Regions from separate parts of the Homo sapiens genome. Here all the other regions are linked to region 1. A link is a loop called in an ENCODE intact Hi-C map of the cell type or tissue named here. Cell type or tissue: dorsolateral prefrontal cortex. All regions are shown on one strand. Links, peaks and the distances in the headings refer to the core of each region. The heading gives the core; the rest is flanking DNA.

What was found. Peaks named below come from ENCODE experiments on the same cell type or tissue, not always from the same donor. Only the 100,000 strongest peaks of a DNase experiment are listed, where the experiment ranks them.
Region 2: it touches region 1 in a loop (2.3-fold over the local background); 5 of 110 quality-filtered maps call a loop at or near these places.
Region 3: it touches region 1 in a loop (2.1-fold over the local background); 6 of 110 quality-filtered maps call a loop at or near these places.

Annotation. Positions count from the first base shown.
Region 1 is chr3:65,590,058-65,600,148 of GRCh38, forward strand. The region is part of intron 2 of MAGI1 (membrane associated guanylate kinase, WW and PDZ domain containing 1); the gene reads right to left. Among named protein-coding and RNA genes, the nearest start is that of MAGI1-AS1, 300 kb to the right of the region's middle. RefSeq lists an enhancer at 7,897-8,448. In dorsolateral prefrontal cortex, for the core only: a CTCF peak has its summit at 4,521; a DNase peak (open chromatin) is centred at 7,049; H3K4me3 peaks cover 3,178 bases; H3K27ac peaks cover 2,471 bases.
Region 2 is chr3:65,478,285-65,488,375 of GRCh38, forward strand. MAGI1 (membrane associated guanylate kinase, WW and PDZ domain containing 1) reads right to left here. Exons shown (of 23, transcript NM_001033057.2): 4 at 308-514. Among named protein-coding and RNA genes, the nearest start is that of LINC02040, 310 kb to the left of the region's middle. In dorsolateral prefrontal cortex, for the core only: no CTCF peak of the experiment used is centred there; a DNase peak (open chromatin) is centred at 5,387; H3K4me3 peaks cover 990 bases; H3K27ac peaks cover 1,047 bases.
Region 3 is chr3:65,719,586-65,729,676 of GRCh38, forward strand. The region is part of intron 1 of MAGI1 (membrane associated guanylate kinase, WW and PDZ domain containing 1); the gene reads right to left. It overlaps LOC107986018 (a long non-coding RNA gene), which reads right to left. Exons shown (of 2, transcript XR_001740441.2): 2 at 1-10,091. Among named protein-coding and RNA genes, the nearest start is that of MAGI1-AS1, 170 kb to the right of the region's middle. In dorsolateral prefrontal cortex, for the core only: no CTCF peak of the experiment used is centred there; no DNase peak of the experiment used is centred there.

The DNA.
Region 1 (10,091 bases), core at 2,181-7,180:
AGGAATGTCTTCATTTCCTCTGAAAAACTCCCATCCAGCCTTTAAAACGCATCACCAGTGTCTCCTCTACTATGAAATCTTCCCTGACCTGAATTCTAGACAAAGTCAGGTCAGTCTCTGTGCTCCCCCAGCACCTTGACATACTTCTCTTACAACCCATGTGACGGTGGGATGTCATTGGCCATGTATGTGTCTCTCACCACCACCAATTCCCCTGTGAGGGTAAAGCTATTTTGTACATCTTTGTATCTTTAACACCCAGCATAATATCGGGCTCATAAACATATTTGGGTCATAACAACTATTTGTTTGATTAATCGGTAAAAAAATCATAAAGATTTCAACTTGGTACTCCTTTGACCTTGTATAACTGTAAAGAAATCTGAATTCACTCGGTGCTCTTAACTATCTTGGTTGTGCCAACTATTTTAATTCAACACTTGCTATTAAAACTTGTCCAAATGTCAGAATAAACTGTTCTTTCTGAGGATGATATAATTCAAAATTTCCCCTTTTAAAGGAGATGTACTTTAAAACTGCTACTTAGCTGTCCCCCCCATTCGTCTTTAATTAGCTGCTTGAACAATGCTGAATATATTACATCCTTGCAGAGAGCTAAGTCCTCAAGCAATTAGTCTGTCCTACCAAATGTGACCTACATCACTACTGTGCCCAGGATAGGCAAACCTTCACAGGACAGGATAAATTCCTACATCTTCCAGAATCTAGACAGAGCCTCTAAGGCCAAAGGAAACATGAACTTGCGGTAAAGACTATAAAAAGTCCATGTTTTTTCACCTATCAAACCAGCAAAACTTTAAGAAACAAGAGAATGAACACGCTTACACATGCTGATGAGAATGTAAATTATATAATTCTTTTAGTGGAACAATTTGGGAGTTTTTCAAATCCTAAAATGTGCATTCTCTTTAACTCAGTGATGCCACTCTCAGGAGTTTAACTTACAGAAGAATTCACAATACACACAAAGCTACGTGTGCAAGGATGTTCCTTTCATCACCGTTTCCATCATTCAAAAACTGGGGAATGTTGGGCTAAATCATGGTACAGCAAAATTTTCCATGAACTCCACCATCTACAACCACTGACTTCTTGAGAGTCCTGACTGTCAAGCTCACTATGTCCAAAATGAAACTCCTGATCTTAAACTAAGAGATGACCCACCCCCGCCTGGTGTCCCCCATCTAGCAAATGACTATTCTGTCCTTCCAGTTGTTCATGTTAAAAAGCAAAAAACCAAAACCCTTGGAGTCATTCTCAATTCCTCTCTTTTTCTCACACCCCTCAGGTCATCCATCAGGCATGAGTCTACTCTCAAAATATATATAACCACTTTGTACACCTCCACTACCATTACTCTGGTCTGGCCACTATAATCTCACACCAGGATTATAACAACTTCCTGTCATAACAACTTCCTGTCAGTGCTCTCTGCTTCCGCTCCTTCGGAAAACCTCATCCTACTACCTTCAGTGAGGCTTTGTGAATGTTCATTGGGAGCATGTTACTGCCTGGATCAAGACTCTGCAATGGCTCCTATTTCATTCTGGGTGGCGTGGTTGGTTAGGGTCTAAAATGTCTAGCATAATCTGTCATTCTTCCTTATACTCTGACCTCTCCTCCCATAGTTCTAACCCTTGTTCACTCTATTTCTGCCACTCCGGCCTCCTTGCTGTTCCTCTGAAAATGCAGGTACCACTTCTGCCACAGGGCCTTTGCAATGGATTGGCTTTTACCCAGTTATGCACATGGCTCCTTCCCTCATGCATTCAGGTTTGTGCTTATATGTTACTTTTCCAGTGAGGTCGACCCTTGACACCTTGAAAACTCTATTTAAAAACTGCAACATGCCCAATCTCCACACTCAACCCCCTTACTCTGCTCTGCTTTTTCCCTCGTATAATGTCCCACCTTCTAATATACGAAATGATTCACTCAACTATTACATGTACTGTTTTGATTTCACCTGACTAGAACATAAACCCTATAAGGGATCTTCATCTGTTTTGGTTGATCATATATACCAGGCAGGCAGAACACAGTTCCTAGCACATAAAGATTGTTAAATAAATACTTGTTGAATAAATAAATATATCTTAGTGTTTCTGTGAGGACTAAATCAGCCAGCCCTAGCACATAGCAACCTAACAAAAGTAGGTTCCAATTATTATTAGAAAGAATAAAGTAGGCATGCATCTACTGACATGGAAAGTTGCCCAGATGTAAAGACAATAAGAAAAGTCAAGTTGTAACTGAATACAAAGTGTGCAACTGAACTAGCATGCAAAGGGGAGTTAATAGAGCATTATCAATAATACTGAAAAACTAGAAACATGCTAACAGGTCACCATCAGGGCAAGGGTTAAACATATTATACCATCTTCCCACCATACTTGGGGACATTATGTGGTTGTCACCAAGAATAAGGTAGGATATTTGTGTTACATATTAAGATGTCAATTTCAGATGGGGAAAAGAAATTGACTTACTGACTGAACAGGAGGTAGAGTGTGATAGCATCTTCTTTGAAAGAAAAAAGAAAAAAGCTATGTGCATATATATATTAGTGCAGAAAAGTTAGGAGGGAAACAAAGGAACACACGCACATGCAGTTACTTTTGGAGAGTTGGACTTCAGAAAGAATGAGGGCTAGTGTGTAATTTTATGCTGCATTTTTCCATTGTGCTTGACTTTTCTGCAAGCAACGAACCCAACTTTTGTTTTGCCAACCACAGTAACTTCTGGGAAAAACTTCCCATAGTGGAAAGATCTCATTTTAACTAATCATTTTTACCTTATTCCCTATTCCCTGATCTTATTAGAAGTAAATTAAGATGGGTTCTAATACAAGCTACAGGAGGGCAGGGGGTTTTTATATTTTGTTGATGGGGCTATGATTCCCCAGTGCCTAACAAGCGCCTACCACATAGTAGGCACTCAAATATTATAAGTTATTCTCAATATAAGGTCACCTTCAGGTAAAATTAAAAGTAGTAAATTAAAAAGTCCCAAGCTAGAAAGGGATATAGCAAAAGCATCCATAAACTGGAGTGTTAAGCCTCATAAAAAGGAGTTTAAATGTTTACAGACTTTTTTGGCTTCCCTTTCAGGTCACTATCTATAATCATGTATTTTTAAAGCAACTCTCTTTGGCATGACTCCACAATTAATGAGAAAATTATAGCACTTACTGTCTTATAGCCAAGTTATTTCATACAGTCTTTGTCAAATTTGTAGATTCCCACTGATCTAATCTTTATTGTGGCAAAGAAATATACCCAGTGCAATAATTCAGATGCAAGGACTAGTAGATTGTGAAGGATGGGGGGGAAAGGAGATTCTTTAATCAGGCGAGCAGTATGAACTTTTCAGAACAATTCAACAGTGAGCAGAGTAGAAATCTAAATGATTTTTTACTTCCAATAGAATATAGGATAAACTATCTGGTTGGTGGAAAATAATATGTATCATTAAATACAAACAAACTTATGTTTCATTTTCTATTTTCAAAATGATTTTTCAAGGAGTTGTACTTTTTTGCATTGCTTTGATAATTACAATAGCACTCTAGGAAACAGCCTGAACTTCATAATGACTGCATAAGGTCAAAGTTCTTAATGTGTCCATTCATTCAAGTATTTATTGAACGTGTATTACCTGCTAAGCATTGTGCTTACGACTAGATATAGAAATACGGGAAACATATTGATATCTCATTATATGGATATAGTTATATTGGGATATTGAAAGAGAAATAATTTAAAAATCTCCACAAACAAAAGCCTCACAGAATGGAATTAAAAGAAATATGTTTTTTTCTTTTCCTGCCCTTTCAGGTCAGATAATCATTTAAAAATCTTTTCGCTCAAGAACATTCAGCCTGATGAGTCACTTTCAAGCCCAAGACCTCCCCTTTACTCTCATGCCTCAGATCTTCTCAAACATTTTGGTAAAAGTCAGGTAACATTTTCTCCATCCTGTTTTTATTCTTGAATCTGGCCACCTATCAAAACTTTAAGGATGTCAACCGCCATGGATGAAGAAATAATAATCAGCAACAGCAGCTCAAGGACTGTATTTGAAAAAACAAAACCAAACCAGATATCTAGATGGCATCAGTCATCAACTCACTAGATTCTTGAAAAGCAAGTGGATTGAGTGCCATTTTTATCAAATGGAATCACTTGTCAAACAGGTTTACCAATAACAAAATGGCAAATCCCAGATCCCACTATTTAGAAACATTGTTTAGTCATAATTTTCCTGAGTGTTGACATCCCAAATTAGTCATGTAAATTTACTGAAGGCCAACAGTAGCAGAAACTTGTCAACAAGACCGAGGAAGCAAAGGAAGGCAGCATCTTTACATTTTTAGTGTTTATAACACTTCAAAAGCCTAAAAGTCATCAACAGCTGGCCTACTATCAGACACAGAGATCAGCAGAGTTACTGAATTAATGGCTGGCATTGTTGCTTTCTTCCCACCAGACATCTCAAAAAATGCTATGACAGTTTTTCTGGTGCCAGAGGGTGTCAGTATGACTGCGAGGGATGTGCTTACATTCAAATATTTGGGGTCTGATTATCAACATAAGAAATTTTTTTTTCAAAGGAAAAAACAAACATGCTGAGAAAATGGTGATTACTAAATGAACAGAATTTTGTTATGCAAATACAGTTGCAAAGAAAAAGAAATATCTGCAGTATTCTGATGGGGGGGTGTCTTTTGATTTAGCTTTTTCTAGTACTATCAACTCTATATTTACTTTCAGCTTTAGAAACCCTTTTACCTTCAGTGCTCAGTGTCTCCCAAATTCTATTCCATGCAAGCCTAATAAGCCAACATCAGAATAATGCATGGGTCTGTGTATTTATTTATTGAAATCATTAAACAGGCAGTTTCAGTCGGTATCACATCACCTGCTTTATATTACGCAGCACAGGGTCAAAGAGAAATTACAATTAAATTTTTCAATAACTGGTGTCAATTAAGCACGGTGTTTAGCTCCTTTGTAAATATGGAGATCTTATTCTCTCTGTCTTCTTTTTCCACTCCTCTACCCCCATCCATATGCCAAGAATGAATAGAAAACAAGGGGAAAGGAGAGGCTGCCTCATCAGAAGCCTTTGCTAGATGTGTCTTAGTAAAATCAGCTATAGTCATTACTTCTATGGCACCATTAATTCATGGGCATAGTTTCTGTTCTTATACACAAGAATGTCAAAGATCCATACAACTGTTTATCACAAAAACAGTCTTGGGTATCAAACGTATAGGTTCAAAGAGCTCCTTTCTGTTAATAAAGCCCATGTGAAACTGTTTTGCCACAAGCTTTTAGAGAATCTAGACTCAGGGTTGGTAGTTCCAGTGGACACACCAGGGGCCACCTCACAAATTGCCTCTTCTGGCCACAGTTAAACTGAAGAGGCAGTGAGGCTCTAGTCTCCCCTGGGGGTGGTTTCATATCAAACACACATGCCCATGCTTTTGCTCAGCAAGGATCGGGAGAGGAGCCTCAAGTCTAATCATAGGAACAGACCGATTTAAGAGCCATAATTGAGTAAAAAGAATAACGGACCGATTCCACGTCTCTCTAGCACAAACACAACAAATCCAAACACCAAACCTCAAGCATCTTTTTAAACACAGAAATACAACTTGAAATATACAGCCTAAGAAAGAAACTACATGGGGAAGCAAATGGGTAAGCTTCCGTTTTTAACTCTCTGGGGTGGGTAGGGTGGGTAGGGTGGGGGTGGGGAGTTAGGAGTATCCTCATCAAGAATCCTTTCCCTCTGCCCCATCCCCTTTCCCAAAGCCAAAAGAGGAAAGGCATTGAGAGACAGGGGCAGACTGCTTCTGTTTGCTCAGTTGAGAAATGGAGGAATCGAGTCTCTGTTGATACCATTAAACTGCTAAAGCTTTCAACAGCACTAAAATTCATTGGCAAGTGATGAGCTGCGCCTTGTCGACGAGTTTCAGTGCAAGTTAAATCACGAAAAGAATCCAACTTCATATCTAATTAATACAGGCTTCCAAGTGATCAAAAAACAACAGTTTTTCAGAAAGTATGAGCCTTATAGATGATAAAAGACAAGCTTTTCTCAACTAAGAAATGCATTTATTTTCCCAGAACCCCAAAGACAGTATGTCATTCCGTGGGTTACCATGTGCATATGGAATTTTTATGTTTTCAATATAAAAGTCACAATGCCCTCATGCAAAAGCTTCCCGTTTTACTGAAACCCCCAACAAATGTGTCCGAATCTTTTGAAAGCACTGAATACTCATTCAAGAGGAGTAGTAAAACAAACAACACTATAAACCAGCAAGGGTTATTTGGCTAGCACACACTCATAAGTAGTCTCCTAATTGATTCTCAGTTGACAGGGTGTTGAGCATGGTAAACTCTGGGAAAGAGAAAAGGGCCCAACATACCTAATCCTTAAAAATAAGCCATACATACCCTCAAATAATTTAGTTCAGGCACAAATCCACTCCCTTTGTGTGTGAGACAAAGTCTATATACCAACACTGTGGACAAGACAGCTTCCTTGTACACTCCATTGCCCCCTGGTACCCAGGTCAGTTAGACTTAGGACTTAGGAAGAGGAAGGGAGGCATAGCCTTCCTGAATCTTCAAAAATCCCCCAGCCTTCCGGGTTTGGCCCATTCACTTACAGAACCAGACAGGGAGAAAAGCCTTTTAGCTCCCAAGCACTCAGCAAGCCAGACTCTGGATTCTGTTTTCTGATGCCCACAGACATACATCTCTTACCTAGATAACACAGTGCTCTAACATACAAATGTTAATTTCCAGGAAGCAAACTTAAAAAGCCTTCCGCATGTACATTCTTCCTTTTAGAAATAGGAAAACGGACAGAGGAGAATCGCAGCCCTTCCGTTTCTAATTTTCCCCGAGAGCTTACAAAGCCCTCCAAAGTGCAAAGGCATTTGCCCACCGCGCTGCCCGGGGAAGCAGCTCTCCCTCTCCCCTGCCTTCCCCAGCCTGGGCGCCGGAACAATGCAGCAACATACATTTACCAACACCTGCTGGAGCCTATTAATATGCACGGGGACGTACTGATTTTTCCCCCCTCCCTTCCCCTGCCCTCCACACTGAGCAGGCTTTCATCTCCTCCTTTACCATCCATCAGGAACTCATTTCGCCGGCCCCCTCCCCCTCCCACCCCCAGTCCCCATTCAGCCGAGCCCCTCGCTCCAAAAGCCCGGGCTGACGAGCACACTTTGGAATGCACTTCATTAAAATTTAGCTGCCCGATTCCAACCTGCAATGCGGAGGAGGCAATACAAAGCGCGCGCCACACTTCCTCCAGCATCCCCTTCAAAAGCCCCATTGTTCGCCAGGCATCTGCTCCAGAGCCCGGCCTCTCCCTATCCACTGACCTCTGATTTTTTTTTCTCCCCCCTCCCCCTTCCTCCCAGCCTGGCCAAACGGGCCTGCCTGGTGAATTAAAACGCAGCCGCAGCCATCTGGCCCTCCCAAGCTGGCCGGGTTTCTCCCCGCCCCTCCTCCCTGGTCCACACACCACACACGGCATCTTCACCTCCATGGATATTCCCACAACCCAAGCTCAAACCTCCGGTGGCAGGGAGCCTCTGCCGCCGCCTGCCTGTCCCCAGGCTTCCTCCGGCAGCGGAGCGTTCGAATCCAGAGGTGGGCAGGGGGCGGTGGAGGGGTGGCGAGAGGAGATCATGGACCACTTGTACTTGCCTGCAAACCCCAGCCCAATCGCCAAGATTAATCCTTCCCTTTGTGAGCCTGAAACCGCCTCCCACCACGCTGGTCCTTGGCTCTGCAGCGGCTGTAAAGAGAGGCGGGGGTGGGGGGGGGGTGGGACCGAACCCCTTCCTGGGAGAGCTGGGGGCGCCTCGGCCACCTGACCACAGAGCGGTTTTTCGAGGGAAGAGGTGCTGGCAGCAGGAGCAGCTGATGGTGCGAGAAGGGAGAGAAGATGCCCAGGCTTGCGCCTTTTATATTACTGGCGACATTTCTAACACATGACAACAATTTCCATCTGTATTTAAGCCGGGAGTGTGAAAAAAGAGCATTACATCACAGAGCCCGGGCTCCTAGAGGCTGCCGGATATCTAGGCCGGGGGGATTAGGGGGCTGCACCTGCGGAGGGGGCGGGGACTGAGCGAGCCTCTCCCTGCTGGGGCGTGTCAGGTCCCCATCACCCGCATGGCCCTGTGGGAGCCCCTGGACATGGAAAGGCGGGAAATAGGGTTGCCCCATTTGCGACATGCTGGAGGCTGAGTGCATGAGTGGGTGGGTGAGGGCGAGGGAAGGGGCGTGACTCCCTTTCTTGGTTAGGGATACAACCCTGACTTCCCAAGAGCAAGGGACAGAAGTCCCTTCTGATGAAACTGACTTCTGCCTTTCTGCCTCTTCCCCAACTTTGGAAGGAATTCCAATAGATAATAACTCTTATGTTTGAAATAATTGTCTTCCTTTGGAGTTAAAATAAAGACGATGGAGTGGCTTAGAAAATGAATTTGAAGGATCCACTTTCAAGGAATTGACACTTCAAGAATCAAAGGTACAATCTGACTCAGAATCAAGCTGCTTCTCTACTGCTCACCTCTATGTCATTAAAACTCACTGTTTTTAAGGAGTGATAGGATAGTGGATAGGGGGAGGCTGGCCTCTGGTGCAGATGGTTGGCAAAGCTGCCTCTTTAAAAGATTCTCTAAGAGCCGGCGGTATCACCTCCACCCTGTTTCTTTTGAGGGATCCTTCCTCTTCATCCACCTTAGTGAGAAAACTTTATTGAGAGACCTCTAGCTTTGGAAAGGTAAGTTTTCTCTATTTTCAAATGGTCAGTCATTGCTGAAGCTACACCTTGTAGCAAGAGAGTGAATGCCTCCAGACTGTCAAAGAAAGGACGCTATCCACTGCCTTCCTTCTCATAATCCAGGTGCTACAGAGTCACGTGCAAGCATCCTCCAAGAATTCATTACTACAACTTGGACAGGAGGAGATAAAGGGGCTGCAAGATGTTCTGAGAGGAAGAATGCCAAGAAAATAGGGCAAGAGGGGAAAGGAAGCAAGGGCATACCTCTTTCTGGGGTATGTTGGGGGAGGCAATGCAGAAGCTAGATTACAAATGGGTGGATCATAGGATGGCAAAGCAGGCTTTACGGGTGCGGGAGAAAGGTGAGAGGGCAGTGGGCCATTTAGATAACAAGGCAGCACAGATCTTTCCTTCGAATGCAGTATCGGCTGGATTTCATAGCAGATGAGAAAATAAATGTTGTTCCTTCATATTTGCTACTCAGTAAACCTAGGCATGTCCATCTGAAAAATCCAGGGTGTGGAAGGACAGCATGTCTAAGGCCCCTTTTCCTTCTAGTCACTCACTGTGGTCAAAAGACTCAATACTGGAGTCAGACTCACTAGGTTCCAACTCCATCTTTCCATTTTCCAGCTGTGTGACTGTAGATAATTACTTGCCTGTTTCCCCTGGTGTACAAAATGGAACAAAAACTCTCTACTTGTTATACAGATCACACATACAAAGTGCTTGGTACAGTTCACCATACATAACAGGTGCTCACTAAATGTCACCTATCACTACTGCTACTATTATGATTGTTTCTATATAAAACATCTCAACCAAATGAAAGTGTTCATCTTCTACTACTGAGGGGACCTGCAAAATGGAACAGCTCCCAGGGCTTCAATTAGTGAAATGCAAACACCAGAACCCTAGACATCCTGGACCTGCCAGAAAAAAGCGAGTAAGATGTCTCGGAAGAAACACAGATTCGCTGGCTTCATTCTTGATTCACATCTACTTGCAGGAAGGTGAAAGGCCTTAAGAGTTACATGCAAAGTATTTGCTTACCTATTTTGTTTGAGAGAAACAATAAACTTAAGGGAATACTTTATCAACCATGTACATAATACATACGAGCATTTACATCACTTTTCCTCTCAATCATTATTTTTAAAAATGGAAAAAGAAAAGCAGATACTACATAAAACTTTCAAAAGCCTTTTGCCACAAGCTAATGCTGAAAAATGGAATTTGTATTTTATTAG
Region 2 (10,091 bases), core at 3,087-8,086, 110 kb before region 1:
ATATTTATATACATATATCATTTTGAAGAGAAAGAAACCATGCTGATTTCTCGTTTGCCTTCTTCATACATTCACCCCCAGCTCCTTTAAGGTATTCTGATGAAGTTAAAATATTCTTGTAAAGGGGCATGAAAAGAAGACCAGGGAAAGGACCATCTCTTCTGCAAGCACTGTGTGGTCCAAGTTTGAATTTTGGCGACTCTACAAAATCCCTCCTGAGAACAGCATCCTTTTCAAAACTCTATGCAAAAGCCTCCTCGTCATCCCTTCCCCAGGTCCATTGAGGGCAACATGATCTGACCTTTACCTGTAAAGCTGCTGTTCATTTCAGGAACGTCATCCTCCTCCTCATTCTCCGCGTGGACTATGCCAGCATTTTGCATATCATTGTAGGACTTGGTTCGCTTCGGGGTCGACTGCTTAGAGCCAGACTGAAGGCTGTGCAAGGCATCCGTCGTGATCACTTTCCCACTGACTGGCTGGCTAGGAGGCTTGGGTGTCCCATAATAGTTTCCTAGGTGATGGAGAGACACATTTGCATGTTTCAAAAGGAATACTTTGTGTTTTTTTTTAAGACTTCACATCCAAATCTCTAGGCACATTAAAAAAAAAATTAAACTAGAAAACCAGAACAAACTGTATTTTATTTCTGGAGTGGGTTAGAAGAGATATCTTTCCTATCCAGCTAGACACAGTAATTTCAGATGGGAAGAGGAAAGCTGTATTGTTTTAGTGCAAACAACCTACTAGGGCTAAAAACAAAGGAGGCTATGCTGAATAGTAAACCTTCCTCCTCATTACATTTGAATATCAATTGGTCATCTTTTTACATATATGCACCAGCATAATGCTGAATCCAATTTAGAGCAAGCCTCACAGAAGATTAAAAAATTCATTACTGCCGGCATCCTTACAGGCCTAAAAAGTTGAGGTCACTTTCCCTTAATAAGGGGACTCGTCAAGAGGGAACCAGGGCAATATTTAAAAAGGAGGACAGTAAACCCCACGTGGCGCCTCTTTAGCTGAATGGCAGGCTTGACTCTCAGAGTCATGCGGGGTAGGAAAAAACCCTTGCCAAGCTTTAACAGAAAACCCTGTGTCAATGGTGGCACCCAGTATGGGTCACTCTTCCAGTAGTGGCCCATCTTCACTTTCAGCCACTCTTTCCCAGTTTGATTTAGGTCCCACTATAGTGTGCTATGTGACTCTCACTTGTACATAAATAGATTTTTACATTTTAATTTTTTTATTTTAATAGATACATATATTTTTAATTTGCCATAGAGAAATCTCACTGGTAAGTTATGATACCAATATAAAGTTTGCCTTTAGAATTTAAGAAAAAAAGCAATACTTTAAAAAATTGACTTATTTTTCACTTAAAGTTTAAAAAGACAGTTTTATATAATAAGAAATTAATCAGCTGAATACATAATAGGGATGGTAGTAATAAGAGTTTCCTTTTGAAAAGTTAAAAAGTAAGCTATTTTTTTAAAGTTATTTTAAAGATAACATTAAATAAATAATACATGTTCTCATATGAACAAAATCACAAAGGGTGGTTCATCAAGATCAAAGTTTGAAAAACACAGTTGATAATCAATAATATTCAGCGGCTACATAATAAAAGACATCAACCTTAGAATGCCATCGATCCATTTACCACTTCACATCTTTTAGAGTAAGGCCAGGAAGACAGGAAATGATTCTGAGATGCTGGATCAATCCTAACTAATGTTTGTAATTCTATGCTTAGTAAAACAGAATTTGTAAATAATAATAAATCCTGTACACACTGTATCTTCCTAAGGATCCAACCCCATTGTCTAACCTCAGTACATAGTTACATAACAAACACATTTTATTACACAAGCACCAAAAAAAAAAAAAACACAAAAAACCACAAAAGGAGACGGTAATAGCCTGGTCTCCGTGAGACATACAGATAATAAAGAATTTGCTTCTCAGCAGGGTACAGTGGATCATGCCTCTAATACCAGCACATTGGGAGGCTGAGGCGGGCTAACCACATGAGCTCAGAAGTTCAAGACCAGCCTGGGCAACATGGTAAAATCCTGTCTCTAAAAAATATACAAAAATTAGCCAGGCTTGGTGGTACTCTCCTGTAGTCCCAGCTACTTGGGGGTGCTGAAGAGGGAAGGATTTCTTAAGCCTGGGAAGTCAAGGATACAGTAAGCAGAGATCGTGGTACTGCACTCCAGCCTGGGTGAAAGAACTAGATCCTATCTCAAAAAAAAAAAAATTGCTTCTATCAGGCTTTATTCTTATAAATAAGGTTTCTTTTTTTTTTTTTTTTTTGAGATGGAGTCTTGCTGCATCACCCAGGCTGGAGTGCAATGGCACGATCTCGGCTCACTGCAACCTTCACCTCCCAGGTTCAAGCGATTCTCCAGTCTCAGCCTCCCAAGTAGCTGGAACTATAGGCATGCACCACCACGCCTGGCTAACTTTTTTGTATTTTTAGTAGAGACGGGATTTCACCATGTTGGCCAGGTTGGTCTGGAACTCCTGACCTGAGGTGATCCACCTGCCTCAGCCTCCCAAAATGCTGGGATTACAGGCATGAGCCACCATGCCTGGCCAATAAGGTTTCTTTTTTAAGATAAAAAGTTTTAAAATTTTTTAAAATGTTTTTTGAATCATCAAAATTTATAGAGATACACACCCACTTTCTTTGAGAGGAGTGTAATAGTCTGTATCAGCAGGAAAACTCAACATACACATTTTTTTAAATGCAGTACATGAAAGAGCATCACGTTCAAATTTGAAGGGTGCCAGGTAGAAACCTGATACGCACATTCTGGTGGCTTATACTCAACTCAATCATTCAAGTGTTTTCATAGGAAGTAATCTATCCTTATCTTCAAAAATCTTCTTTCAGGTTTCCAACTTACAGGCGCTAGAATTGAGTCGAATCAGCTTGAAGAAAGGCATTCCACATGTGTCTTTAGGGGCTAACACTTGAGCAAAGAAGAAATTAGCACGTGTCAAACAAGAAATGCACTTAATCTTGCATTTCTACAGTGGTTGTATCAAAGGATGTCTCATGCCTTCATTGAAGGTGTAAGTAACTAGGCCAAACTGTTAACTTTCTCATTAACTGAAGACTCTTTAGTGAAGTTTAGGAAAGTATGATGGTTAACTATTTTAAAAATAATCTGCATAGTGAGAAAAAAAGGAGAGAGACAAAGCTCTAATGAATTTAATTTTCATTCCTTAATCATTATTATATCACGACATCATGTACATTTTCAAGTTAGATGTTAAATTAAGGCCAATGTCTATAAATAAGAAACTTCTACTGAAAGATGTGGAACCCCTCCCTCGTAATTTTTATATGCATAATTTCCTAACCATATCACTCAGTTTCAGTGCCATTAAACTGAAGTAGCATTCATAAAATTATTAATCATTTAAAATCAATGAAAACTTCAACATCTGCATTTATGGCAGAAATAATAAGTGCTTGGAAAATAAAAGTTCCACTTAACTTTGACAAATATGTGTGGATTTTCCATTAGGTACCTACCCTCACTTTTCAAGTTCAAAATCTTTCTTAAGTTAATAAATGATTAGCAGATTTGTTAATGCAATTACAAACAACCCAAAACAATCCACTTGTTCACAATGGTTTCCTGTTTCTGAAAATTAGTTTAACATTGAATGGAGGCAGATAAAGTAGATAATATTAGATTGAACCATATGAAATTGCTGTTGTAGAAGATATAAACTGTCAAACATAAGCAATTTCACTGGCTTTAATCTAATGAGTGGCCCATGAGCAATACTGCAGAGCCTTGGCACACCATATCATGGGGTAAAAGGCTTGGAAGAGACAGCTCAGAGTTGAAAGCCCACTACTAACTAACTGGCTGTGTGACTCTGGGCCAGTCTTTGTCCGCCTTTAACTTGGGATTCTAAGAGAACCTAGTTTACACCTAGAATAGCTGTTAGGAAGACAAAATGAGACGGTCTGCCTTTAACCTATGCTGAAGTCTGCCACTATGGTGAGGGTAGATAAATGCTACCTAAAGTTGCTATCACATGTTTTCAGTCTTTAAAATGACACCCATACTACATTGTTTTGAGGATCAAAGAGATCATGTATGCAAAGTGCTGCACATGGTAACTGAGCACTAAGCAAGCAAACCTGTCAATAACCAAATAACCAAGTCTTCTAACACTCAGTCTCTCTAGTACTTTCTCTGTGAAATGGGAATGGTAGCACCAGCTGTAGCAACCTCATAGGATTATTGTGAAAATTAACTAATGCAGAGTTTTCAAAGGTACTCTGTAAACTATAAGGTGTTAAATATGAGATAGTGTTATAATTATCCAAATCTCTCCACTATTTCTTATTTCCCGTACTGAAACCTACAACCTTTACAGAAAAGATTCTGTCTAGTGGTTTTCTAACTGCAGAGTGTTCAAACTTTCATACGCCACTGTTTCAAAATAATTTGGATTAGTGACCAACATTTAAAATTAGAAAGCTTCTAGTTAAGTCTGGATTCTCAATGCTGTTTGACAAACTGTAAAGTCTGGTTCCAGGGACTCCATCTCTTATAGAGGATGTTGAAAAGCAAGTATGTGTCTAAAGCCAATTCACATGAACATACTAAATCAAGGATTTCTGCAGAGAAATTTTTGCTCCTCCTCTTGGTTTTGCCTGACCCTTGACAGACAAAGATCTTGGACCCCATCTAGAACAGTGCCCTCAGGCTGCTGCAATGCAAGGGCATAGGCAGATACAGGGGCATGAGCAGAGGCATGAGTAGATGTAAAAAAACCTTAAACTTCAAAAAGTCTTCAATAATTCACAGATTAGCCTTTGAGTGAATTGATTTTTGGAGAGCTTGCTTTCGGCCCTGGGCTTTTGGACAAAAACTCTGGCTGTCTTATTTCAACTCTGGCTCTCTTATTCTGCTGTGAACTGCCCTTACCGTGCAGCAATGGGCAGGATGGGTCATGCTTGCTCCAGTTTGCCACAGTCACCAGTGGTCTTCTTTGCCTCTATGCACCCTCTTACCTGACCTGTCTGGCCCCTCAGGCATTTGAGTTCATGACTCTAACCTTCCAGAAAGTATTCCACCTTTGCAATGGTTTGCACTCTCATCACAATCAAGCAAAGTCTAGCCACAGCAGAAACACAAACCTTACAAAGTCTAGCCATGTAGAAACACAAACCTTACAGACAGTATGCGCGACTTAACAGTATTAAATAAAAATCATCTGAAAAATTGTAAGTGATTAAAAACTTAATTGGGGCTATCACTTGGCAGGCTGCACAGTGTCTAGGAGCCGTGAGGCTGATTATCCCACAGGCTCTGCGTTATCCAACACACGTTTCCTGCAGTGGCTGGGCTCCCTCCCAAGTGGAAACTTGTTCTCTCTGCTGCTATTTTCAGAACTGGTTCTACAACAAATCTCAACAGGGAGGGTAGCCAGGGAGGAAAGCGGAGGGCAAAGGAGGACTTAAGAGGAAGCCACTGCTGGCCTTAATTAACAAGCAAAATCTCTGGCCAGGACAAAGCCAAAGAAAATATTTTTCTGACACACATTTAAAAATTAATAGGCACTGCAAATCAATTTTTAGGGCTTTATAAAATATTTAAGGAGGATTGTAACCCTGGAATTTAAGCTAGGATGAATCAAATCTATATGGCTTTCAAATTATACAAATTTACTATTCATTCATTCATTTCCTTACAGAAAACCTTTTTAATGCCAGGCATGGGAAATACAAAGTAAAAATTGGACTGAAACACGATCTTCACAACCATTCTATATGGCATACATCAGTTTTGTCAAGCTTCAATGTGCAAACAATTAAATTACATTAAGTAATGATCAGGGTGGGCCTGAGATCCATGGATCACACTGTTTGTGTAGCAAAGCCATTTGGGACAGAGAAAATCATTCCTCTTTTGCAGATGACAAACATAAAGGCCCAAAGTGGCAGAAACGCCTGCCATGGAGTTACATGGCTGGTCCAAGGTAAATGGGGGTGGGAATTGGGGGTACTTGTCTGTCTTCTTCCTATGAGACAAGCTTTTGCAAATAAGCCTGAGAACAGGATGGTAGTGACCACCTATGGCTGGGAATCTACAGCATGCATTTTCAACGGGGCAATATCACCCCCAAGGGGGCAAAAATTGTTTTCTTTTTTGAGGGGGAGAGAGGTACAAAAACCTTACTCTCTTTATGTATAGTGCAAATATGTATAGAGTACATGAATACATGGACATCCAGCATATCTGATTTTGCCTTGGCCTCACGGTCCTGAGTGGTCTGCCCCATGCCCACTCTCCAAGCACTTGTCCTGATTGCCTTCACCTTGTTCTTTTCACTCTGACCTCACTGGTTGCCTTTCAGCCCCCAGCATGTAAACTGTGCCCCCTTCCCCCATCTCACAGCTCTTGCACCCACTCCTCCCTCTGCTCCTCACCCTGTTACTACCTGCTCATCCTCAGCAACAGTATCTCTGACCCCACAGACTAGATCAAAGCTGTCCTTATCAGTTCTTATATGTTCTCAAGGAACCACATACCTCCCCTTCCTAATGCCCTTTATTGTATATAGCAGACTGTTTAATTAATCAGTACCTGTCTTCACCTCTAGACTATAAACTCAAAGAGGCCAGGAGCCACATCTGATTTTGTGTACCACTGTGTTCTCAGGCCTGACGCAGTGCCAGGCACATACCATTACCCGGTAATTCACTGCAGAATGAGTAAATGAATAAAGGCAGATAGTGCACATGAATTCCAGCCTGGGATCCTCCTAAAAACCTGTATTGTGGATCCAGTTTTTAATAGCATGACTCACAACACTTTCTTTCCAGTCGGTCAATTACATTTGAATTACCAAGATCTGCATCACTTCACTTTGCTACTTGCTTGCTCAGCACATGATAGTTCCTTCATAAAACTGCAATACTTTCTTTTTACTCTTCCTTTTCCTACCTGCCCCACCCTACAAAAATAGGATGTTCATGCACAGAAGGACAATAAACCACTGTTCTATAATTAGCAGTTTGTTCTTGCCAGTGCCATTTGGTTTCTAATACAAGACCAAACAGGAGAACATAAGAGTTTTACGACCCTGAGTGAGGTAAGGGACCTCTCTCTCTTCAGCCTCAGTTCACACAGTATAAAGACAAAAATCATGGCAACCTAATAGGTTTTTGTCAAGATTAAATTAGATAATGTGTATAAAGCACCCAGCACTGTGCTTGACACAATGTTAGCCTATAATCAACTCTGCCAGTCTCCAATCAGGCCTGATGTTGTAGATAGATAATAGGGTTAATGTGTAAAAGAGTGTATTATCACAACACATATTCAAAGAACAACATTTTTTAAAGTTACCTTTATCGTGCACATATTAAGTGTCACTACGCATATATTCACTTACTCTAATCTTTATAAACAATCTTAGAGAAAAAAAGGCATCAATATTCCCATTTTCACATAAAGAAACTGATATTTACACAAGTCAAAGATGATGACTGGCATTTAAATACAGATTAGTCTGTCTCTGACATCTACACTTTTAACTCCAGGAATATTTGGGGATCTCTAAGCAGGGAATTAAAGAAAACTTCGCCAGCTCCCCCCATCTTCATAAGCAGAAGAACAGCCAATTATAGCACAGATTTCATTTGGTCACTTTCATTATCAACAGAGAACATTCTACGACAGAGTTTGCCAACAGAGCTCATCACAACAGACTGCTTCTAAGGCCTGCCAAAGAACAGGACTCTAGACAGTCTCGCTTTCTTTAACCAGAAACAAGAACTCTCTTCACCCCTATTTTATCTCTGTGTCCCCAAAAATTATACCATTGGCAGCTGCCTTTTTGCAGACCTTCTAGGAAGCAAAACAATAACATTATTGAATGCTGACATCCTCTTCCTAATTAACATGCAGAAATATGCAACCCATAACTCCAATTTGAAATGTCACCCTGGCACTGCACTTCTATGCTGAAGGAAAACCTTTGCAATGCTCAAAGTGTATAATCAGCCTCTTCTACCCAGAGGCATTTGTAAAACAGCCATGTCTGGATCCCCACCCTCCACTGAATAGTTCATCCCTTGTAAACTCTCTCCTAGAGAAGTCCCAAGGGCTGGCTGAGGCAGTGACCTGTCTTGCAGAGCAAAAATGTCAACAGAAAAAAAAAGAAAAGCAAGGGAAAAGGGAAATGGTTCAGCTGATTTATTTTAAGCACCATATCAAATAAATAAGCTCAGTGCCACAATTAGGAAGTTGGGCCAAGTTGGAAAGATGTGCTTATTCTTGTCTTCTTTACCTTGCTTTGATGCCAATTCTGTTCAGTGACAGAATGAGGAGCTGGTTCAAATTGTAAAGCAGAGATCAATGACAAACTCTACTAATAACTTCTATGCCTTGTGAGGGATGATAATCAGATTCTTTACATCGCCAGGAAGGGGCTCTACTCTGTTGGGAGTATAATGCTACTCTCAGCATTACAGCTGTCGGTGGATAGAAAGTTTCAGGATGGAGTCCCTGCCCGGCAAACCTACCCCAATTATAGTATTTTTTATTTTCACAAATGGTACCACTATCTATCCAGTAATAGAAGACAGAAACTAGGAGTTATCTTAGGAGGATTGTCATCATCTGTCTTTTCTACCTCGTTCTCACAATAACCAATACATTAACAAATTCAGCTTTTCACATAAATATCTCCAGATTCAGCTGACTATTTACCACCACCATCACCAACGTGGTTCAAAGCCAACTCCAACTGTGGTTGCCAGATGAAATGCAAGACAGGGTGTTCCGCGTTTTTATTTGCTAAATCCAGCAACCTAACTCCAGCTCAACCATCAGATCTCACTTCAATTACTACTTCTACAGAGGTACTTTTTCTTGATTCCACAGACATCCACTCTCCCTGTCTTATGGTCTCCTTTAAAGACCTTCGCACACTTACAATTGGATATTCGTTTATTTAAATAAAGTGTCTTGTTCACTAGACATTTAAGACCCATAAAGACAGTGACCACAACCATATCTGCTTTTGTTCAGCATTTTATCTTTAATGAATAAATGAATGAACTCACAAACTAGTAACTGAGGCTACAAAAGAAGCATTACTTTTCAGGCAAAGGGAAATAAAAGCATCCCAGTCCTGCAACATTTGGCCAGGCTATGTCCCTAACTCCCTGAAGTATCTTAAAGCAAGCTCTCTCTGGATTTCAGTTCTATCATCTGAAGAAACTAACTTTACTGCATTTCCAGCTGTAAAGTCCTACAACCGACCAATGTAAATCAAGCAAATATTGGGCCTGAAAGAGAATTCTGAAGGTTACTGGGCCTTGAGGCTTCACTGGTTCACTCTATTTGTCTGCCATCTTGCCTGTCATAGAATGTATCCACAAAAGAAGATCACCACTCCTCTGCATAACATCCTCTTTGGGAAGATTCAACACGATGATTCTTTTTTAAAGGAGCTTAACTCTTAAGACCTGCTTTGCTTTGTGAAGTCAGCTGGTGAGGACAGAGATCTTGTTGAGCAGGTCCTCAACCTTCCTTTCAGAAGCTTTTATTCTAAAACTGAAGCCACCAGCCATGTGTGGCTACTTAAATTTAAATGAGTTTATGTTGAATTAAAGTTAATTTAAAACTTGGTTTCTCAATCACAAGAACCACTGGCTGCCATAATGGACAGTACAGAATACTGAACATTCCCAGCATGGAAGGAAGTTCTTACAGGATAGCAGTGGTTCTAAGGGAAACAGGGTGTGCTTGCTTCCCCTCCCTTTCTAGAAGCCATCCTTCTAATCCTCTCTTGGTTCATCATCACATCGTTCTCTGTGGATTCAGGCCCCATGGCCCATGCTGATTACTAAATTCAAACACCATCTCCCAGCCTCTCACCTGACCTAACACAGTCCTCTCATAGCTTCGCCTCCTCTAGGGAGTCTGCCAAAACTAGATGAAGCTTTCTATAAGCTTCTGGAGCGCTGTGTAGTTTCTCTCAAAACACTCATAACTTTTTTTCTTTTTTTTTTGTTTTTTGAGACAGGGTCTCACTTTGTC
Region 3 (10,091 bases), core at 3,288-8,287, 130 kb after region 1:
CCCAGGCTGGAGTACAGTGGCATAATCACAGCTCACTGCAGCCTCAACCTCTCAGGATCAAGTGATCCTCCCACCTCAGCCTCCCAAGTACCTGGGACCACAGGCACACACCACCATGCCAGGCTAATTTTTGTATTTTTTTGTAGAGAAGGAGTTTTGCCATGTTGGCCAGGCTGGTCTCAAACTCCTGGGCTCAAGAGATCCATCTGCCTTGCTCTCCCAAAGTGCTGGGATTACAGGCATGAGTCACTGCACCTGGCCCATCTACTCAACTTCCTATCTTGCACAGTTATGACAGCAGTGTCAAACTTAAAAATGTTACAATTCAGATGCACAAAACAAATGCAACTTCTTAATTGTCTATAGTTTATTTAACCTTCCTTAAGAGCTCTTACCCTGACAGGTAGCGGAGTAGTGCTAAGTTATTGTTGACAGTATCTCAATTTCTTGTGTTTTAAATGGAGTCTTTGGGTGAAGTCACTGGAATGTAAGTTCCACGAAGGCAAGGATTTTTTTCAGTTTCATTTCCTGCTGTATTCCCAGTATCTACAGTAGTGCCAGGCATAGGGTAAGTGTTGGATTAATATATTTTAAATGAACAAATCCATCTCTTTTTTTTAATGTTAATGCAAATCCTCCCTACAATGACATCCAGGTATCTGGGAGGCTCACACAATCTTGTGGCAGTAGGAAGAGGGGTCCTGTGCTGGTCACCGAGTCCTCTGCTCTCTCTGCTGTGAAGTACCTTACCTGCCAGGTTACCCAGTGTATGCCCCATGGGCATCTGACACTGAAGCCTACCCTGGAAGACTTGGCTCTGTTCTCCAGGCTTGGACTGAGTGCTACGTTCTCTCTTACCAATTCCATCCTAATTTAACCCCCTCAAATTCTGATGAACCTCTGGGCCTCAGTCCCATCCCCTAACCAATCCTTGACTTAGCCCATCTTAGCCTGTACTTCTAGAATGTTAGCTCACCATCACTAAAGCATCACCCACGGTAAGCTCACAGGCTCTCTCCTCAGGACCTTATACATCCCCCAAGAAACACGTAAAGCTTCCCTTTCATACCAAGTGGGAGATGAGGAAGTTCAGGATAGATAGATCTCTCAGGCCTTCGCTCTGCCTGAGCCTGATATGCTCTTATTCTTTTTTTGTTTGTTTTATTTTTTTGTTTTGTTTTAGAGACCGGGTCTCCCTCTGTTGCCCAGGCTGGAGTGTAGTGGTACAATCTCAGCTCACTGCAACCTCCACCTCCCAGGTTCAAGAGAACCTCCCACCTCAGCCTCTCCAGTAGCTAGGACTACAGGTGCACAACACCACGCCTGGCTAATTTTTTGTAGAGACGGGGTTTCACCATGTTGCCCAGGCTAGTCTCAAACTCCTAGGCTCAAGCAATCTGCCCACCTCAGTCTCCCAAAGGGTTGGGATTTCAGGTGTGAAATCCCACCTGAAATCCCTGGCCATTCTCCTAAACTTACCGAGCTGCTGTTAACCTGTCTTGGTATGGGATGGCCCTGCAGTGTAGCCTTCCTAGAGTTCCAGAGGTAGTGAGACCAACGCCCTATTGCTTTTAACTAATATGTTTGCCACCACTCCCAGCATACACTGGAATTCTGACTCCAGGGTATAACATAACACACACACATACATATTTTGTTACTTCCCTCCCTTTCCATCTTCCTTGATCCCCACACTCCACTAGGCCCGAAGGGCTGGGCTCCATGTCACTCTACCTCTTCTGAGGCAGGGACTTCCCTTACTTATAATTCATCATCCAAACCAGGATGCATTTGAGAGTAAAAGGGGTGCTACTGATAATTAGGTCAGGATAAGGTGCATGAATTAGAGCTGTCCTAAGCAAGCTAGTAAGTGTGGTCACCCTAGTTACATTAAACTTGACATTCAAGTTCACCACTGGGCCTTGTTCTTGATATGCTAATGTAGGCTTAAGGGATTTAGAAAATCTTATTTTGGTAGACAAAACTTAAGCACTGACTCCTTCCTGCCTTCCTGCTTTAAGAATCATAATCCCTTGAGGCAAATGGATGCCTCTGGGTGTTGGGAAAGAAGGTCATTTACACAGAAATGTAAAAGAGAAAAACATATTAATGTACTCGAAAATACTACTCCTCTTATTTATGCTACTCCAAAGAATGTGACAATGAACACTTATGGAATTAAATCATTGCACACTGCCTCAGTTGGTTTCCTTAAAATGGCTGTTTCTGTTTGTATGTTTTGTTTTGTTTTTTGTTTTTTTTTTCAAGTAAGCTTACATAGACTTGATTTCTAATTCTGGAGGTCGACTAAGGAATCTGTAATTCCCTACTTTCCCAGTGTGTCTCAACTCTGGGCTCTCGACTATCCAGTTTCTTCTTCCTGGAATGTCCTCCCACATTCTCACTCTGCCCTTACAAGTCTTGCTTTCCACTATGAGTTCCCTGTTGCTGACCTCCTTCCCTCCTCCAATCCTACTACTCAGGGTCAGTTGCTCTTTCCACAGTGCTCTCACAGTAGAGCAAGTTCCATGGCTTAAGAACTGAGTCAACCAATTCGTGCAGCAGTCTTGAGAGGTAGGTGGAATATTTCTACTTTGAATATCAGGAAACTAAACTTAGTATGTCGTGATACAAGTACTCACCACAGTTGATTTGTCACTATCCACCTTACCTAGATTTGTTTAAGAATTAAATGACCTAGTGAATGGGAAAACTCTGGGAAACAGATGAGAAGCCGGACAATAAAAAAATTACTTTGGGGACCAGGCACAGTGGCTCGCACCTATAATCCCAGTACTCTGAGAGGCGGAAGCAGGGATGGACAGATCACTTAAGCCCAGGAGTCCGAGATCAGCCTTGGCAACATGGCAAAACCTTGTCTCTGCCAAAAAAAAAAAATTAGCTAGACACAGTGGCATGTACCTGTAGTCCCAGCTACTTAGGAGGCTGAGATGGGAGGATTGCTTGAGCCCAAGAGCTGGAGGCTGCAGCGAGCCATGATCACACCGCTGCGCTCCAGCCTGGGCCATAGAGCGAGACCCTGTCTCAAAAACAAAAAAATTACTTTGGACTCATCTTCTTTCTACATGGTTGTTAAACTCTGTGATAACAAAGACTAAATTTTATCTAAATCATAAAATATTAGTGTGACATGAAAGCCTCAAGAAATTATGAACAACGTTAGCAGAAGTTTCACATGAGCAAATTTAGCCCTCCATAGGCCCACATTTCTGTAAAGGAACAAAAGAAACACCATGTGAGTTTCCAGCCACTTCTGTTTCTAACGGTGAATACTTGTGGGGGTAGGGGAGGGGTGGAGGGGCTGGAGGGAACTTGAATACTACCTTTGATTTTTATAGATACAAGATGTAGATATCTGTTGTAGTAAAAAAAAAAAAAAGTCACAAATGAGAATTTGGAGCTCAAAGATCACTGAGAAGGAGCAATGATATTAGGACATCCCTCATGGACTTAGGTTGCCCGGACTGTCATCATACAGGTCAGAAAAAGATGTCAGGAAGGCGCAATGGAGAACCTGCCTTAGAGTCTGAACTAGTGGCCAGTGCTCAACAAAACCTAGATGAACTAAGAAGAGACACAGTTCAGGTCAGAGTGCAGCTAGGAGTGAAACCCCTTGTGGCACTGTGGGTACACCTCGGAGGAAGTGTGTGTGTTTATAAGCATCTTGTGTCTACAAGAGCATCTTGTGTCCATAAGCTTATTGAAGAAAAGAGCTACATCACCAAGATGCTTCAATCCTGGACTTTTCATGCAGAACATCCAGTATCTGGAAGGTGTTAAGAGTTTCCCCACCCCAAAGTAGCTCCAAAAGAAAGCTGACAATCTCTAGGGGCAGAAATAATAGCAAGAGCCATCTCTTGGCACCTCTGGCTGTAGAATCTCCTCAAGCAGCAGTTTTCAAAGTTTCAGGACTCATTTATACTCCTCAAAATTATTCCTTTCCAAGTCCTTTCCCTGCTCATGGTGTTTGTCACAAAGGGGACTGAGTTCTATAGATGTTATATGTGTAACATATCTAGCAACATCAGTCGACACAGATAATAAACTGGGATCTGTGTTTCCTCTACACATATGCTCCTCTTAAACAGTACATTCTCATTAACTTCAGAAAGTTAACAACAACAAATGGCAAAATTAGTACTTTTGACATGTAAAAATGCACATCATAATCACAGTTTTGGTGGAGAACTTATGCTAAAGTGAGAGTGATCATCTTAATTATATAGGAGGGTCTCATTAGAGCCTCAAGTATTTAATCTTTAGTGAGATTCAGCATGAGTGCAAGAGAACTTTGTGTGGAAATTAGCATGTTTGGGGATTGGAAAAAGTAAAAATCTACTAGGTGTACCTGTGAACACACACATTTCAAAAATCCCATCAATTGCAGACACATACATCATCACTTCAAAGAAAGCAACTTAATACTCTGAGCAAAGCATTGACAATGATATGCCTGAACAGACAGGTTTAATTAGCCCAAACACTGTGTGTCTTAAAAAAGGCAACACATGTCCTCGAGCTTTCTTCCACCTCAACAAGGCTTTATAAAAGCACATGTGTTTGTTTGTATATAAACTCACACTGTCCTGTGAAAATTATAATGTAGTCATGGAGAGGGATGCTAACAGAAATGGTTACCACAGCAACAAAAATCACCACCACACTAAAGATGTCTGATTCTGTTTCATCTCTCAGGTTTTTGTCAGAATGGCTTGCTCAAGTTATCCTTCAGCAGTCTAGAAGACAGCCCTTTCAGCATGGGACTACCATTATTCTCAATCACCTGAGCATAGCCATAACTTCACCTGAGTATAGTCATAACTACAAAGTCTTTGGGTAGGAAATTTTACTGGATACCTGGATCAGATAAATCTATACTGCCCATTAGAATGGATGCTATCTGAAAAGAGGGCTTTTCCCGTTTTGTTCATTGGTGAGCCACTGTTATCTAGGATAATGCCCGACACATACTAGGTGCTCAACATTTGTTAAATATATAAATGATCACTGTATTAGTCTGTTCTCATGCTGCTCTAAGGGCATACCTGAGACTGGGTAATTTACAAAGGAAAGAGGTTTAATTGGCTCACAGTTAAGCAAGACTTGGGAGGCCTCAGGAAACTTACAATTATGGCGGAAGGGGAAGCAAACATGTCCTTCTTCACATGGTGGCAGAAGAGAGAAGTGCAGAGCAAAGAGGGGAAGAGCACCTCATAAAACCATCATATCTCATGAGAACTCACTCACTATCATGAGAACCACATGGCCAAAATTGCCCCCATGATTCAATTACCTCCCACTGGGTCCCTCCCACAACACTCGGGGGTTATGGGCACTACAATTCAAGACGAAATCTGGGTGGGGATACAAAGCCTAACCATATCAATCACCATGAAAAACACAGCATAAATTAAAATCCCAGCTGAAATCTCTCTATTTCATTTTTAAATCACAACACCCAGGATTTGAGTCAAAAAAACTCAATATTTCAATATGCTTAGAAGGAAACAACTCCAAATGAGATTCCTTTGCAACACAGTTTGATTCTTTATCCCTTTCAGTTATAATTAAGTCATTCAATTGAAGTAGGACAGTACAATGGTTAAGTGCATGGACTCTGGAACAATAATGTCAGGATGTGAAACCAGGCTCTATCTCCTTATAGCCTTGAAGGGACCACTTGACTTCTGTGTACCCCAGTGTCTCCATCTGAAAAACAGGGAGAGTAATGGGACCTATCTCAAACATCAGCTATTACCATTTGAGCACACACTATAGCTACAAAGATGAATAAAACATCCTTGAGTTCTTATTATACCACCCCCCACAGGGTATCACAGATCTTGTTACATGTCTAACAAGACAGCAGGAGGACAGAGGTACAATTATCAGACAGTCTTCCATTGTCTCAACTCTGCCAAACCCTGGTGGCTGGGGCTCGACAACTTGGTCACTGAGAAACTAAGGCTGGCAAGTAGGCATGTGGACTCACCTTTTGACATTCTCTGGCATAGCATGGAAAAGAAGAAATGCAAGGGACTTGAGTGTCACCAAGCTAACAATGCTGAAAGACAGGAATTAGTACATCTCCTTCTTCACTCTGCCAGATCCTGGAATAAGTAGCAGCACATTCCATTCCAGCCTACTTAAAATGGGAGCAGCACAGTCTTAGCCGATGATCAAAGACAAAAGATCTAGAAGTTAGAATTTCAAGACTCTCCAAGCTGGTTGCTCCAACGTTAGAAAAGTCTATGCATAACAGGAAAAAGGTTGGAACTCAAATTCTGAAAAAAACTTGATTCCAGGTAAGTTAATTCGTCATAAAAATAAAGGAAAGAAAGGGAAAAGAGAAACTATTATTTAAAGGGTTAACAGTCTAGTTGCCTCTCAAGTATTTTCTGAAGCCAGTTTAGCAGGGTTAAAGTAATATATATGAACATATTCTTGGCAGAGTATAGTAAAGAAATATGAAATTATGCAAAGACTTGTTGAGATTAAATGAATTACTGCTGCATATGAATCAGTCTTTTTTAAAGAAGCTATACAGTATAAAATAGACACAGTCTTGTCATTGATTAGATTTACATTTCCATCTTATTTAAGCTATGCCACCTGGAGAATAAGATAATTCAATGCTTTTTTATATAAAACACCTTGGCTTAATATTTCACAATGAGAAACTTTGATTTTGAATTAAATTATGACAAAATGGAAGTCTAGGAGAATAGAATATTCAGCATACAGGATGCTAACCATTCAATCTGGTAAAGATATTGAGTCTCTGACAGTGAATAACTATTGCAATGTACATTTTCCTACAAATGAGAAGTAGATTCAGAAACTCTACCAAACCTTTGAAAATCACACAGCAAGGCAGGCATATATTGCCCTATTTTTGTGGTTATGTTGAGGTATCAAGTTTCTGCAGCATTCACGAAGCCCAGAAATCTCTAAATAATGCCACCCTCAGTTCATTGGTGATATCTCAAAAATGGCTAGAGAGAATTATTGTCTTTTATACATACTGATCCAAAAGAAAGCTGTAATTTCTCTAGGACACCATCCACAAGTGTGCTATAAAGCACAACTTCACCAGGGTTCCTAGAAACACTGACGCCCTCAGCTCTTGGGGGCCTGGGTAGGGTTTCAGGCACCTAGGGACCTCAGAATGGTCTCTTATCCTACGAGCATCTTGATAGGGCTTCAAATCCCCAGGCAAGTATCACCATTATCCGTTATAGCCATGGCATGCAAAAGACGAGAGGCAGAATGGAACAGATAAAGGGAGATGGATAAACAGGTTGAGTATCCCTAATCCAAAAATCTGAAATCCAATATGCTCCAAAATCCAAAAAAAAAAAAAAAAAAATCCAAAATCTAAAACACTTCTGGTCCCAAGCATTCCAGATGAGGAATATTCAACCTGTAATTCCACACAATGTTAACAGGAATTTGGAAGAAAACAAAATATATGGGATGGAGAAAATTCTGTGGCCAAATATGTGTAGGAAGTAGTGAGACAAAGTAATAGAAATTTCTTCACTGTAGGATTTACAAAAATTCTTTAACATGCTGATAGAACATGTTAAAAGAATATGATACTGTTGTAATTCAACAACTTATCTGACAGCACACTTATTTAAATGGAATTTTACCAGAGTTAGGAATTCACAGAACACAGTTTGAAAACCACTGCTTTACACATTTGTGTTACCTGATAAAAGGACTTCAATAAACATTTGAGTTACAATCGAATTATTATATATATAAAGAAACAGGGAGTTATTCCATTTATTTATTTGTTTTTGAGGTGGGGTCTTGCTATATTGCTCAGGCTGGCCTTGAACTTCTGTGTTCGAGCAATCCTCCAGCCTCAGCCTCCTGAGTAGTTGGGACTACAGGTGTGTGCCATTGCCCCTGGCTCTATGGGAGTTACTCCAAATGAAGCTTCCAATGAGGAAGATATTTTATGATAAACTGAATGTAACCTGGGAGATGTGAGTAATATATGTGAATGGCCTAAATTAATTCTGTTATTTTACTTCTAAAATATTCCAGATGCATTCACACATTGCTTGTTTCCCTTTCTTTTGTTTCAATCAATGAGTAACTATGAGTGTCTCCTATATGCTCTAGGCACTGGGACACCCAGTCTCCCTCAGAGAGACAGACAAGATGGATCAACAAGGTAGGCAAGACGGAGCTTCTATTTTCACAGAGGCAGACAGATGATAGGAAAGCAGATATATATTATTCAGAAGTGAAAATTATGTTATACTTTTAAGGATGATATATCAATCCGGGTGATGTCAGGGAGAGTGACTATAGGTGGAAATTTGGGTGGGAGTACTATTTGAGAAGAAAGTCAATTAGTACCCCCACCCAAAATAGACCAGGAAACATTTGTAAAGGGATATAGTCTGTTTCCTAATACAGGTGCAGGCAACTTCAATGTAAGCTAACATAATGTATTGTCAGAATAGCATTTTCCACACTCAGGAAGGGTCTGGAAGTCTGGAAGGCTATTCTAAGGAGGTGGCATAGGAACTGTGTCTGGGACCATGAGAAGGCATCAGTCAAGAAAGATCTAGGGAAGGAGATTCCCATATGAGGCAAATGACAGGAGCAAATGCTTTGAGATGGAAATGAGCTTGGGGAAAACTCAGAACAGGATGATTGGAGCTGGAGCACCCTGTGAGGCGCAGAAGGTGGCCTAAGATGAGCTGGAGATGCAAAGAGAGACAGACCACGTGGGATCATAGAGCCCATGGTATGGAATTTGGATCTTTGTCTGCAGGAAGCTGCTCAGCAGTTTTCAGCAGGAAAGTGCTATGACATGATTTCTGTTGTTAAAAACAGCTGCTGCTGTGTGGGAAACAGCAAGAAGAAAAGCTGAAAAGATGAAGAGAAGTAATTCACCCCTAAACATGGTAAGTTACTTCCTCAAACCCCAGGGCCTAAAATTCCAAATCCTGGAGAAATAAGTCAAACTAGATAGTCATTCAGCTAAGCAAAGAGCAGGTGTTCTGTGGCACAGCTGAACTTTTACCCTTCAAACAGTATTGTCAGAAGAGAAACAACTGTCCCAAAGAAATGATGCAAAGAAAAAACCGTATTTTTTAAAAAATTATTTTGTCTAGGACACCACTATTCTTAACACTTTTTTTAAAAAATCTTAAAGGAACTTGGGGATAAAACTTTTTTAACTGCATAAGCACTATTCCTCTAGTAGAACTTGAGTGTGTAATGAAGCCAATTGTTTTTTAAAATAGTAAGGCTTTACTGTGATTCCTAATCAATACTCATATGACATCTCCTCACAAAATGATCATTTACTGTGTTTAATAACTCTTGAGATTAAATAGGAATGACATGCAGTAAAACCTGACTAATTTTGATCTGATTAAATCAAGTTTTGCAAAAATTTGGACCTGGCATGGTCTGAATCTGTGTTCTGCATTATCCAATAAAAACAAATCTGTCCTACAAATTAGCAGTTAACAAAAAATGGAACGGGGGGGGGGGGGGGGATGATATTCACTCTGAAGAAAACAAGCCATCTACAAGTATATTCATATAGGACCAACACACTAATTATAAACTGCTTATCTATTCCTGACAGCAGGTCACTCCAAAATCTCTATTACATTATGTAAGCATACGTTGAGGTTGCCTGCACCTACATTGGTAAACAAACTATATTCATTTAAAAATATTTCCTGGCTGAAAGTTCTCAATGACTTCAGCTAACAATACAGTTAGGATCAAAGTTTGAGGTTGGCTAAAATCACATGAAATCACTATGTATGAGCATTTTGGGTATAATACTATGCACAGTAGACAATATAAAACATAAAACATATATATTTTATACAGTCATTTAAGATTTGGTTTTATCTGAATGTCTAAGTGGACTAACTTCCAGCCAAAGGTTTAGAAACAACACTGAATCTAACTCAGGGAAGAGCCACTGCCAATCCTGCTTTACTAAACATTACAACCACTACCCAGCAAGGCCAAATTCCTTGAGCAAATGTGTGTTTGCTGACCCTGGAACCCATCTTTGAAGC